Linked DNA regions of Homo sapiens: regions 1 and 2 are each linked to region 3. Evidence: chromatin contacts called from ENCODE Hi-C or POLR2A ChIA-PET data. All regions are on one chromosome and are shown on one strand. Each heading gives the region's core, a stretch centred on a gene start or an enhancer-like site at or near the end of the contact. The rest is flanking DNA. Distances are from core to core; before and after follow the strand shown. Region 1 holds the start of NF1 (neurofibromin 1). Region 2 holds the start of TEFM (transcription elongation factor, mitochondrial). Region 3 holds the start of COPRS (coordinator of PRMT5 and differentiation stimulator).

Region 1 (3,417 bases), core at 691-3,190, 760 kb after region 3:
TCTAACGCTCTATCAATAATGTAATCTTTTATATGCAGTAACATTATACTTCAGATGGATTAGTAGTTTAGTTTAGATGCCTTTGGGTCTGGAAGCATACGAATGGATAAAACAATTCCTTCAAGTCTCTGACAGCTTCATAACTCTATTTTATCTACATAGCTTCTTCTCAACTTCCTCTGTCTATTCCAAGATATTTTCCAGGTAGGTCTGAAACGCTGAGTCCCGTAAAGAAATGTTTATGCATCAAATAACAGAAGAGCTCTTCCCCCACCCCTTCAGCTCCCATAATGTTTTACCATTATATCCAGTAAACAAAATAGGTTGACTCAATCTTAAACAATTCCCCCATCACAGGAAGCCCACTGCACCCACAGCTGCAGAAAGCATCCCTTAAACCATCCCCAACTACCTACAGCAACACAAAGTTAAACCAATTTCCACTGACAAAAGGCTATGTGTGCATTTATTCTAATCAGCCCCAGGATTTATTGTGTGAAACTCAGGCGATAAAAAGTCACCTCCTCAAGCTACAAAACTTTTTTTTCATCCCAAATATTCTCAATGAAAGTTCTCTTGTCAACCAGGAGAGAGTCAAAAACAACCACAAACACTAGCAGAATGATCCGCTCCAGGACCACATCCCAGCTGGCTTTGCTCTGTTGTCGGTGGCTCTGAAGCAGTTTCTCACTTTCCTTTCACCCTTCTCCCCTTTACTCCCCAACATTCTCACTCGAGAATGCATCACATCCTCAGACCGCTGGCAAAAAAAAAAGGGGGGGGGGAAGAGACTGCAATTATCAAGGAAGGGGAAGATATTTCAGAACCACGGTTTCCACTGCAAACGGCAATAAAAAAAAAAGGCAGTCTGTGTCATCAGGATATGGGGGACGACGTTGTAGGGCATCACAAAGATGTGCAGTGAGTGTGCACTTGAAGCTCTCGGGGCAGGATGAGACGATGGAGCAGAAAGTAAGAAAACCTGTGCCTTCCTTGCTTTCTTCTGCTCTTCCCCCTCCAGGAGAGGAAGCTGAAGAAACTGGGGGAGGGGCGGAATGTTATCGTTCTCCTATTGAGGGTATATAAGACAGGCCTTAGGGTTCGCTCGTCCCCAGTTAGGAGGGTCACGGAGGGAAGAGGAAGAGAGAACCCCTAAACGTTACCCACCTCTGCTCAAAAACAAAAGTAAGGGGGTAATTATTAAATCCAGATGGCGCGCCCCTAAAGGCGCCCCCAGGTCACTCATCCCCATTTCCAAGCGGAAGGGCTGGGATAAAGGGGATGGAGGGTCGGAGGCTGGTCAGGGACAAGGCCCCACCCCCCGACTTAGGAGGGAAAGGGTGCCCAAGCTCCCAGCTGTCCCCTCCTACCCCTCACCTCCCGCCTTGGCCACCCCCACTTATCCCCCCTTCCCTTCTCTTCCCTTCCCTTCCTTTCCTCCAGAGCCTGAGGCAGCCGCGGGGGAGGCGGCCGCTCCTACCTCCCCTCACCTACTCTGTCCCCACCCCCACTCCGCTCCCACCTCCCGCCCGCCACGGGCCGGTTACCTGCTCGTCGAAGCGGCTGACCACGGCCTGGACCCATTCCACCGGCCTGTGCGCGGCCATGTCCTCCCCGCGGCCGGGGGGCGGCGGAGGGAAGGGTGGGCCGGCGCCCTGGGCCGGGAAGAGGGCGGGGAGCGGAGGCTGAGGTGAGGGAAGAGGCAAGGAGAGGGTCTGTGGAGTGCAGGCTCCCAGTGTTCCCACGGGGGTGGGGATGGGGGGTCAGCGCCGAGCGGGAGGGGGAGAGGGAAAGGGGGCGTTGGCAAGGAGGCTGGGGGGAGGGGGATAGGGGAAGGGGACCCGGGGAGGGGAGGGGGCCTCTTGGTCGCTCTCCCCACTAGCGCCGTCTCCCCACAGCCATCACAGTCCGAGACGCCGCCATGACACCCCACCGGAAGTGGGATCCTTTCCACGGCCCGGGGAGAGGGAGCGCGAGCGAGCTAGAGATTGAGAGCGCGGCTGGGAAAGGGGAGGGGGAAGCGAGAGGGAAGGCGGCCTGCCGCGCATGCGCCCGCGCCGGCCGGTTTCATTAATGAAAAAGCGAGTCCTCCTGGAGGTGACGTCATCTAACTCCTCTGGGCCGTCTGGCGAGCGTCCCTCACCGCCGTGGGGCTCACCTAGACTGGCGCTGGGCTCAGCTGGCGAGTGCCAGAGCTGACCCGGGAGCATCCACTCCCATCCCCACCGCCCCCTACAGCTGTCCCCTCCCCCGCCGGCCTCCGGGTTTGGATTGCTCCCGGAGTTGGAAGTTAGGGCGCCCTGGGGCTAGCCTTTCTCCCAGCGCGCGGATCTCTGCCGCTAATCTCCTGGGGAGGCTGTGCTCTCAGCTTAAGCTCTCAGAAAAAATAAGGTACACGACCTCCGATTTTCAGGTTCTTCGTAGCTTGGTAGACTGCTGAGAAACAAAAAAGGAAGGCCAAAGAGAGATTCCGTGATTTTTTTTTTTTAGAGGTCGCTTAAATCCCAATGCTAGACCCGGTGGCAATCAAGGTCTAGCCACCAGGTCTAGCATTGGGATTTAAGCCCAGCTTTCCTCTGCAAAACTCATAGCCATCCAAGTTAATATAACTATTGCACAGTTGATGAGAGATTCAAGTTTCACCACCCTCAAAACACCTTTAAGGCCTTGCATTCATTATTAATTCAATATATTCATCGTCTTATTTAAATCCTTGAACAAACCTTTTCAATACATATCATTAACTTCATGAACTGATGAATACGTCACGTCCCCACCCCCGTGGGAACGCTGGGAGCCTGCACTCCTCCCTCAGACCTTTGATTTGCCCAAGGTCTGAGTTGACAGGTGGCAAAGTCAGGATGTAAACCAACGTGGTTTAACTCCTAGAACAATAGAGGTAGACTATGGGTCTCCTAAAACAAAGTCCTTCCCTATACCTCCAATACCAGAGTTGAAAGGATTTCATGTGTAATTGGGTTGTGCCAGTTTTCCAGGAAGAGGATTACATCCAAAACAACGGATAATCTATGTCTGACATTGGACTTTGGAATGACTAATTTTTTTTTTTTTTTTTTAAGACAGAGTCTCACCCTGTCACCCAGGCTGGAGTGCAGAGGCGCGATCTCGGCTCACTGCAACCTCCGCCTCCCGGTTGAAGTGATTCTTCTGCCTCAGCCTCCCGAGTAGCTGGGACTACAGGCATGCGCCACCACAGCCGGCTAATTTTTGTATTTTTAGTAGAGACGGTGTTTCACCATATTGGCCAGGCTGGTCTTGAACTCCTGACCTCATGATCCGCCCACCTCAGCCTCCCAAAGTACTGGGATTACAGGTGTGAGCCACCGCACCTGGCCTGGAATGAGTAATTTTAAAATTTGTCTTCCTCGATACATTTTACCTAGGCAAATGTTTTTG
Region 2 (3,541 bases), core at 35-2,534, 950 kb after region 3:
ACAAACAATCAACCCATTGCTGCCTCATAAAAACGCAAACTCATCACCTTTCCCTCCCTCCTGAATTCCCCGTTTTTCACAAAACTGGCTCCCCATCTTCCAGAAATAATTCTTTTCTTTCCACTCTCCTTACATCTCCTAGGTTCAATTCCTTACGGTTGGCCAGGCGCAGTGGCCCACGCCTGTAATCCCAGCACTTTGGGAGGCCGAGTCGGGCGGATCACCTGAGGTCAGGAGTTCGAGACCAGCCTGGCCAACATGGTGACACCTGTCTCTACTAAAAATACAAAAATTAGCCGGGCGTAGTGGCGCTCGCCTGTAATCTCAGCTACTCGGGAGGCTGAGGCACGAGAATCACTTGAAATCGGGAGGCGGAGTTTGCAGTGAGTCCAGATCGCACCACTGCACTCCAACCTGGGCGACAGAGCAAGACTGTTAAAAAAAAAATTCCTTACGCTTGCCTCTCACCTGGGAAGATACACTCTCTTCGCGACTTCTCATTGCTCCCAGGCTCTTCACCTGCAATCCAGCCTCACATTCGCTATACAGTATATGGCCAATTTTCTAGGAACACTCTCCAGTCTGACTGCAAATCATAAACCTCGGGGACTTCAGGCTTCCTATCTGGTGGAGTATTCAACTGCTCCACCCATTATTCAAGGACCAACTAAATTCGGCGCTACATTCATCTCCCTTTATCCCTTCTAAGAGGAATACCGCTCCAGCGCCAACGCAATCTCCTCCTCCCTCGCCTTTACCTAATCCCTTGCCTGCCCTGTTTCCCCGCTGAGCTCCTCAAACACTTCGCATCTCTCCCCGTTATTCCAGTCTACCTGGTGAAAAGGTTATTTGAGGACCTTGTCTACGCTGCCCCTACCTGATCCCGCTCCCGGCGCCACAGGCTGGGCCCCAACAGGAGCTCCTCAATCTAAGTGTCTAGGAGAAACCCAGGGAGTCTCCACGAAGGAGGCACTTTACCCACTACAGACTAAAACTGGCCTCGGAATCGCCTTCCTGGAGATTCGGCCCAGCGGCTCTCAGGAGTCGGTAGGGGCAAGAACGTTTCCCCGGTGCAGTGGAAGAAGACTGCGGGCCAGCCAGGGACTCGGGATCCGGGGACAGGGCCTCGGCAGGCGCCCGCCTGGAAGCCCGCAGCCCAGACGCGGACGACCCACTGCTCAGCGGGACACACCTCGGGCCTTGCCCCGGAACGCCGCTTGGACAACAACCTTTCCGCCGAGTGCAGGCCGAGCGCTTTTGGGCGCAGCACGCAGGAACCGGAAGTCAATGGAGGAAGACTGGACCTACTGATTCAACTTGGAGATGAGCGGGTCTGTCCTCTTCACGGCGGGAGGTAGGGTGCTTGGAACACTGGGGTGATTTCCCGTCTGTCATTAGCCTCTGACCCTAGAGGCTAATGGAATACGGCGGGAGGTAGGGTGCTTGGAACACTGGGGTGATTTCCCGTCTGTCATTAGCCTCTGACCCTAGAGGCTAATGGAATACGGCTGGAGGTATTCTGGAGGAACCTGGAGTGTTTCCTTCCTCATGTCCCTCATGTCCTAGAGTGTTTCCTTCCTCATGTCCCTTGTTCAGGCCCCTCTCTTGGGGCCCCAGCCTAGCTGACGGGGCAGTTTTCGGAACATTTGTGCTTCCCCGGCCTCAGGGTCCACGGGTGGCTCCTCAGAGTGGGCGGATGGTTCACATTCTCACAGCCGCTTGCTTACCTCTGGCCACATTACTTTCCTGTGGCTGCGATGTTAGAGTGACTTCCCACTGGTTTTACAAAGTTATGCATTGTATGGTGTTTCTCATACTTGCAAAAACGTCATGTAGAAGTCTTGAAAAGTGTACGGAAGAAAGTAAAACTGCCCTTAAATCTATCACTTAGCTGAAACATTTCTTATAAACGTACAAAATTTAATTTTATTTAGTTCCACCAGATGAGATACTAAAATGTGAAAATGGAAGTGAAGACAAAACCCTTTTTTTTTTTTTTTTGAGACGGAGTTTCGCTCTTGTTGCCGAGACTGGAGTGCAATGGTGCGATCTCGGCTCACCGCAACCTCCGCCTTCCGGGCTCAAGCGATTCTCCTGCCTCAGCCTCCCGAGTAGCTGGGATTACAGGCATGTGCCACCACGCCCGGCTAATTTTGTATTATTAGTAGAGACAGGGTTTCTCCATGTTGGTCAGGCTGGTCTCGAACTCCCGACCTCAGGTGATCCGCCCACCTCGGCCTCCCAAAGTGCTGGGATTATAAGCGTGAGTCACCGCGCCCGGCCTAAGACAAACCTTAACAGGAAATATTAGTTACAAAAAGATTCCTCTAAATTAAAAATATCAGAAACTTTAAGCAGTTGGAATAATTATTTCAACTACTTGCTTCCTGATGGGTATAAAATACAATTTTCTAGGTAGTAAAACTTCGGACTGATCCATAAATATCGGGAGACATCTCTCGTGACTTGAAAACAACAAAAGCTCTATTTAAAACTCTATATAATATAGTTTAAAAACTAATCCTCTTTTAAAGATGATTCTCGGGCCGGGCACAGTGGCTCACGCCTGTAATCCCAGCACTTTGGGAGGCTGAGGTGGGCGGATCACGAGGTCAGGAGATGGAGACCATCCTGGCTAACACTGTGAAACCCCGTCTCTACTAAATATACAAAAAATTAGCCGGGCGTGGTGGCAGGCGCCTGTAGTCCCAGCCACCTGGGAGGCTGAGGCAGGAGAATGGCGTGAACCTGGGAGGCGGAGCTTGCAGTGAGCCGAGATCGGCCACTGCACTCCAGCCTGGGCAACAGAGCAAGACTCCGTCTCAAAAAAAAAAAAAAAAGATGATTCTCCAAGACAATTTAATATTGTCCTCTATTAGTTCTTAAATTCCAGGAAAGTATTTGTGACTTTGCAAAGGATCTAGTCAAGCTTGCAACTAACCCCAAAGGAAGTAGGACATCCAACTTATATTTTGCTAAATTTTCCTTTTAGAGAGGTGGAGATGCTTTCTGACCCCGTCGAGGTCATCCCTGTACTGGGCCTTACATAATTTCTGCTGTCGGAAAAAATCCACTACACCTAAGAAAATTACTCCCAATGTTACTTTTTGTGATGAAAATGCAAAGGAGCCCGAAAATGCACTTGACAAGCTCTTCTCTTCAGAACAGCAGGCTTCCATCTTGCATGTGTTGAATACAGCATCTACTAAAGAACTTGAAGCTTTCCGATTGCTTCGTGGAAGAAGGTCCATCAATATCGTAGAGCACAGAGAAAACTTTGGGCCATTTCAGAATTTAGAGAGTTTAATGAATGTGCCCTTGTTTAAGTATAAAAGTACAGTTCAAGTTTGTAACTCCATACTTTGTCCAAAGACTGGACGGGAAAAAAGAAAGTCACCGGAAAACCGGTTCCTGAGAAAGCTCCTCAAACCAGACATAGAAAGAGAAAGACTTAAGGTATATTCTTCATGTCTGCTATACTGCCTAATATTTGAGAACCTACTCTAGAAAGCACTCTTCTGGGCATTGGGTTGGGAAGTGG
Region 3 (3,488 bases), core at 807-3,306:
ATCTTGTTTCTCATTTGTTGCAAATAATTTTACCCCCAGCCTTGTTTGTGGTGATTTTTTTTTTTTGAGACAGAGTCTTGCTCTGTGGTCCAGGCTGGAGTGCAGTGGTGTGGTCTTACTGCAACCTCTGCCTCCTAGGTTCAAACAGTTCTCCCTGCCAAAGCCTCCCAAGTAGCTGGGATTATAGGCACCTTTTGTGGCGATTTTTGATGCCCAGAGGTATTTTGTGTGTGTATGTGTGATGTCTGTTTTTAAAATGCTTTGGAAGCTCTTCCTGGTGCTGAGAACAACTCTTTTTCCCCAAGCAGTTAATTTTGCCAACACTATTTGGGCAGTTATGTTTCTCTCTGCTGATTTGTGATGTTACCTTTATTATATATTAAATTTCTATGAGTATTAGAGTCTACTTTAGAACATTTTTATTTTAAGCTTTTGTACTGTTTTCTTTTTCTTTCTGGTTTTTTTTTTTTTTAGACCAAGTCTCACTCTGTCGCCCAGGCTGGAGTGCTGTGGGGCAATCTCTGCTCACTGCACCCTCCACCTCCCGGGCTCAAGTGATTCTCCTGCCTCAGCCTCCCGAGTAGCTGGGATTATGGGTGTGTGCCACCACGCCTGGCTAATTTTTGTATTTTTAGTAGAGATGGGGTTTCACCATGTTGGCCAGGATAGCCTTGAACTGACCTCAAGTGATCTGCCTGCCTCGGCCTCCCAAAGTGCTGGAATTACAGGAGTGAGCCACCGCGGCCAGCCCCTGTTTTCTTGTCATTTGTTTTAAAATAAGAAAAAAATTCCTCTTTTTCCTGTCCCTTAAGTCCTGGGATGTTTAACATTCTTAATCTTATTTGGCACTTTAATTTTACGAAAGAGATATGTAGATTAGGGAGCAAAGAGGATAGTGGTAGTCTCCTTAACACAAGGCTATAAGGGTGGTCACCTGGGGTCATCACATCCCTGTATCTGATTCTCAATATTGCAGGTTATGAAAACACATCTAGCTAGTACACCTAGAGTTGCACTGTTAGAAACAGTAGCTCCAAGGCACATGTAGCAATTTAAATTTATTAGAATTATTCAATTTATTCACATTGGCCACATTTCAAGTGCTCAGTAGGTATATGGTTACTATATTGGACAGTACAGATAGTAGAACTTTCATTTCCACTTCCACCATTAAAGAACGTTCTATTGGACATTGCTGACCTAGAGGCAGTTAGCCTTGGGGATACTGACTCCTGTGTAGGAACATCTACATATAGAACAAAAATAATATCGAATATTGTGTGTCAGTTTTATGCTAAATTTTTTCAAATGCCTTTTGTGTTGTACAAACAACACAGTCTTTGAGGGGGATGAAGGAAGAGGGTCTCATGTCCTGATGTTGACGTGATTAGCACACCTTGAGCTGGTTTGTTATTAGAGGTTAGGCACTGTGGGGAAGGCAGGGAAGGCTGTCTTTCCAGTTGGGCTGTTCCCAGCTCAGGCCCTGCCTATCCCCAGAAGCCACCTTTCGAGGCAAAATGGGAAATAATTAGGTTGTCGGTATCAGGCGTTGAGCATGGAAATACAGGAATCCCGAATGTTCAGGATTATTATGAGTAAGCGTCGTGGCCTGTATTCTGTGTCCACTGCATATTGCAGTTTGTGTCTTAATCATCTATCTTGGTTTCTAATGGATTAACTTCAAAGACGATCATTAGCTCAAGGTGGAGGTCACTGGGTTGCTCATGTGTCTTACCCACGCGGGGTTTTGAAGCTGGAGCACACCCCGAGTGGCCGAGTAGGGTACGCTTGGCGTTTCACACGCAGCTAGTCGTGCAGCCTTAGGATATGCACCGAGAGGAGTTTCCAAAATCCGTCTCCGAGATTGTTTCAGATTTCGCGCTGGGAGGGAGGGGCGGGCTCCGCGAGGCCGCGCGCCCCGCCCCCTGCGCCGCCCCGCCCCCGCTTGCTCGTGACACCCCCGCGCCCCGCCCTCTTGGCCGGTACCCACCCCCTCCCCAGGCTGATTGGCGCTTCTGCGGCGGATCCTCGGGCGGGCAGCCGGGCCGGCGCGTCACGTGGCCCACGGCGTCCAGGGCGACCAGCCGCGGGCCGCAGGGCATGGACCTTCAGGCCGCCGGGGCCCAGGCGCAGGGGGCCGCGGAGCCGTCTCGGGGCCCGCCGCTGCCTAGCGCGCGGGGGGCGCCCCCCAGCCCGGAGGTGAGCGCCGCGTGGGGGCCAGGAGCAACAGCCAGCCGCAGCCTGGGGCGGGAAGTCGCGGGGCCGGGCTGGGCGGGGGCCGCGGGGCCGGGGAAGCGCCTCTGGCCGGCCTCGGGCCGCCCCGCGACACGGAGCGCTGTTTGGGCTCGCGCTCGAGCTGAAAACGGCCAGGCCGCGGGGCCGCGGGGCTGCGGGGCGGGGAAAGCCGAGGGCGTGGGTGGGCGCTCTGGGTCAGCAGAGACGGCTGTCCGCCCGCTGGGCGCCGCTGCGGATTTGGTAAATGGGAGGTGACGCTGGTGACCGAGAGCCGGGGCCCGCTGCCAGGAGCCTGGGCGAGGGCCAGGTGAGGGCGGCGAGGAGAGGGACTTGACTTTACAGACCTGTGGACCTCTGTCCGTTGGTGGGGATGCCAGCTAACCCTGAGCCCCAGATGTCACATGCGCGCTCCCCCTTCTCCTTACTGAAACCAGAAAGGCCCTGTTTGACGCAGGGTTTCCAGAAACTTGTTTTCATGTAAGCTAGACAGCTCCTGGTTTTCCCGAGAACGTTACAGACCGTTATTACAGTTCTTACCTGTCCTTGTTTACAGTCTGTACCGGCTAGGTGCTGAGCGGCTTGAAGGTAGGAACCCTCTGTTAGGGCTGTTTGCACAGCCTAGCATAGTGCCTGGCACAGGAGATAGACATACCGACTGGATGAATGATGCCTCAAAGATGGTACTTAGCCAAAGTAAGATATGAAAAATGCAGCGACACTTACAAAGAAAATTACTTTGGAGTGCAGAATAGAATGGGACTAATTTTGTCAGGGCATAGCAGGAAAGGATCAAGGTGAGAGGCTGGTGGTGTCTGCAGAGGCGTGGAGATGAGAAAGTGCAGGGCACATGGCCTGGAGTTGGGTCTCAGAGCATGCAGAGAACTATGCTCAACAGGTTGATGGGAGTGGGAGAAGAGGGGACGTGCGAATGCCATGGCTAATTTTGTGCTCTCTCAGTGGAGGGCTGTTGAAGGTTTTGAGCAGAGTAGTGATTAATTCTGTAAGGCTGGGCCAGATGGCTGGATGGGAAGGTGGTTAGGAGGCCGTGGCAGTGGTTTAGGTGAGAGGTCTGACTTCTCCTTGGGCGGCAGTGACCAGAGGTTGTCACTAACTACAGGGAGTGGAACTGAATTATTAAACCCAGACATGACTAGATAATGAATGCTGATTGGAGCAGGTGCCGAGTACAGTTTAGATGTAGCAGAAAAGATGAATTTAAATTCAAGAAATGTTACATTCTTGCCACATGCCAG

Evidence for each region. Hi-C counts contacts between places; a loop is a spot of excess contacts on that map. ChIA-PET counts read pairs that join two places held with the same protein, here RNA polymerase II (POLR2A). Pooled maps may share reads with other maps.
Region 1: a loop to region 3 is called in a map of endothelial cell of umbilical vein, with 5 times the contacts of the local background. The contact joins the promoter of NF1 here to the promoter of COPRS in region 3. A Hi-C loop is called at or near these places in 1 of 168 maps with a recorded cell type or tissue (endothelial cell of umbilical vein) and 7 of 50 pooled maps. POLR2A ChIA-PET finds 5 or more read pairs at or near these places in 1 of 52 experiments (K562).
Region 2: a pooled map shows a loop between it and region 3 (4-fold over the local background). The contact joins the promoter of TEFM here to the promoter of COPRS in region 3. A Hi-C loop is called at or near these places in 4 of 50 pooled maps.

Annotation. Positions count from the first base shown.
Region 1 is chr17:31,093,500-31,096,916 of GRCh38, reverse strand. It overlaps NF1 (neurofibromin 1), which reads right to left and starts at 1,940. Exons shown (of 58, transcript NM_001042492.3): 1 at 1,548-1,940. The coding sequence starts at 1,607. It overlaps MIR4733HG (MIR4733 host gene), which reads left to right and starts at 1,427. Exons shown (of 4, transcript NR_186435.1): 1 at 1,427-1,690. MIR4733 (microRNA 4733) reads left to right here and starts at 2,492; the gene lies at 2,492-2,567. RefSeq lists silencers at 1,536-1,585, 1,626-1,695, cis regulatory regions at 1,551-1,861, 2,088-2,327, an enhancer at 1,930-1,947 and a promoter at 1,935-2,360.
Region 2 is chr17:30,903,981-30,907,521 of GRCh38, reverse strand. It overlaps TEFM (transcription elongation factor, mitochondrial), which reads left to right and starts at 1,284. Exons shown (of 4, transcript NM_024683.4): 1 at 1,284-1,354; 2 at 2,993-3,456. The coding sequence starts at 1,324. RefSeq lists enhancers at 1-546, 525-794.
Region 3 is chr17:31,857,812-31,861,299 of GRCh38, reverse strand. It overlaps COPRS (coordinator of PRMT5 and differentiation stimulator), which reads left to right and starts at 2,056. Exons shown (of 4, transcript NM_018405.4): 1 at 2,056-2,199. The coding sequence starts at 2,101. UTP6 (UTP6 small subunit processome component) reads left to right here. Exons shown (of 19, transcript NM_018428.3): 19 at 1-396. RefSeq lists a silencer at 1,906-2,335 and an enhancer at 2,395-3,069.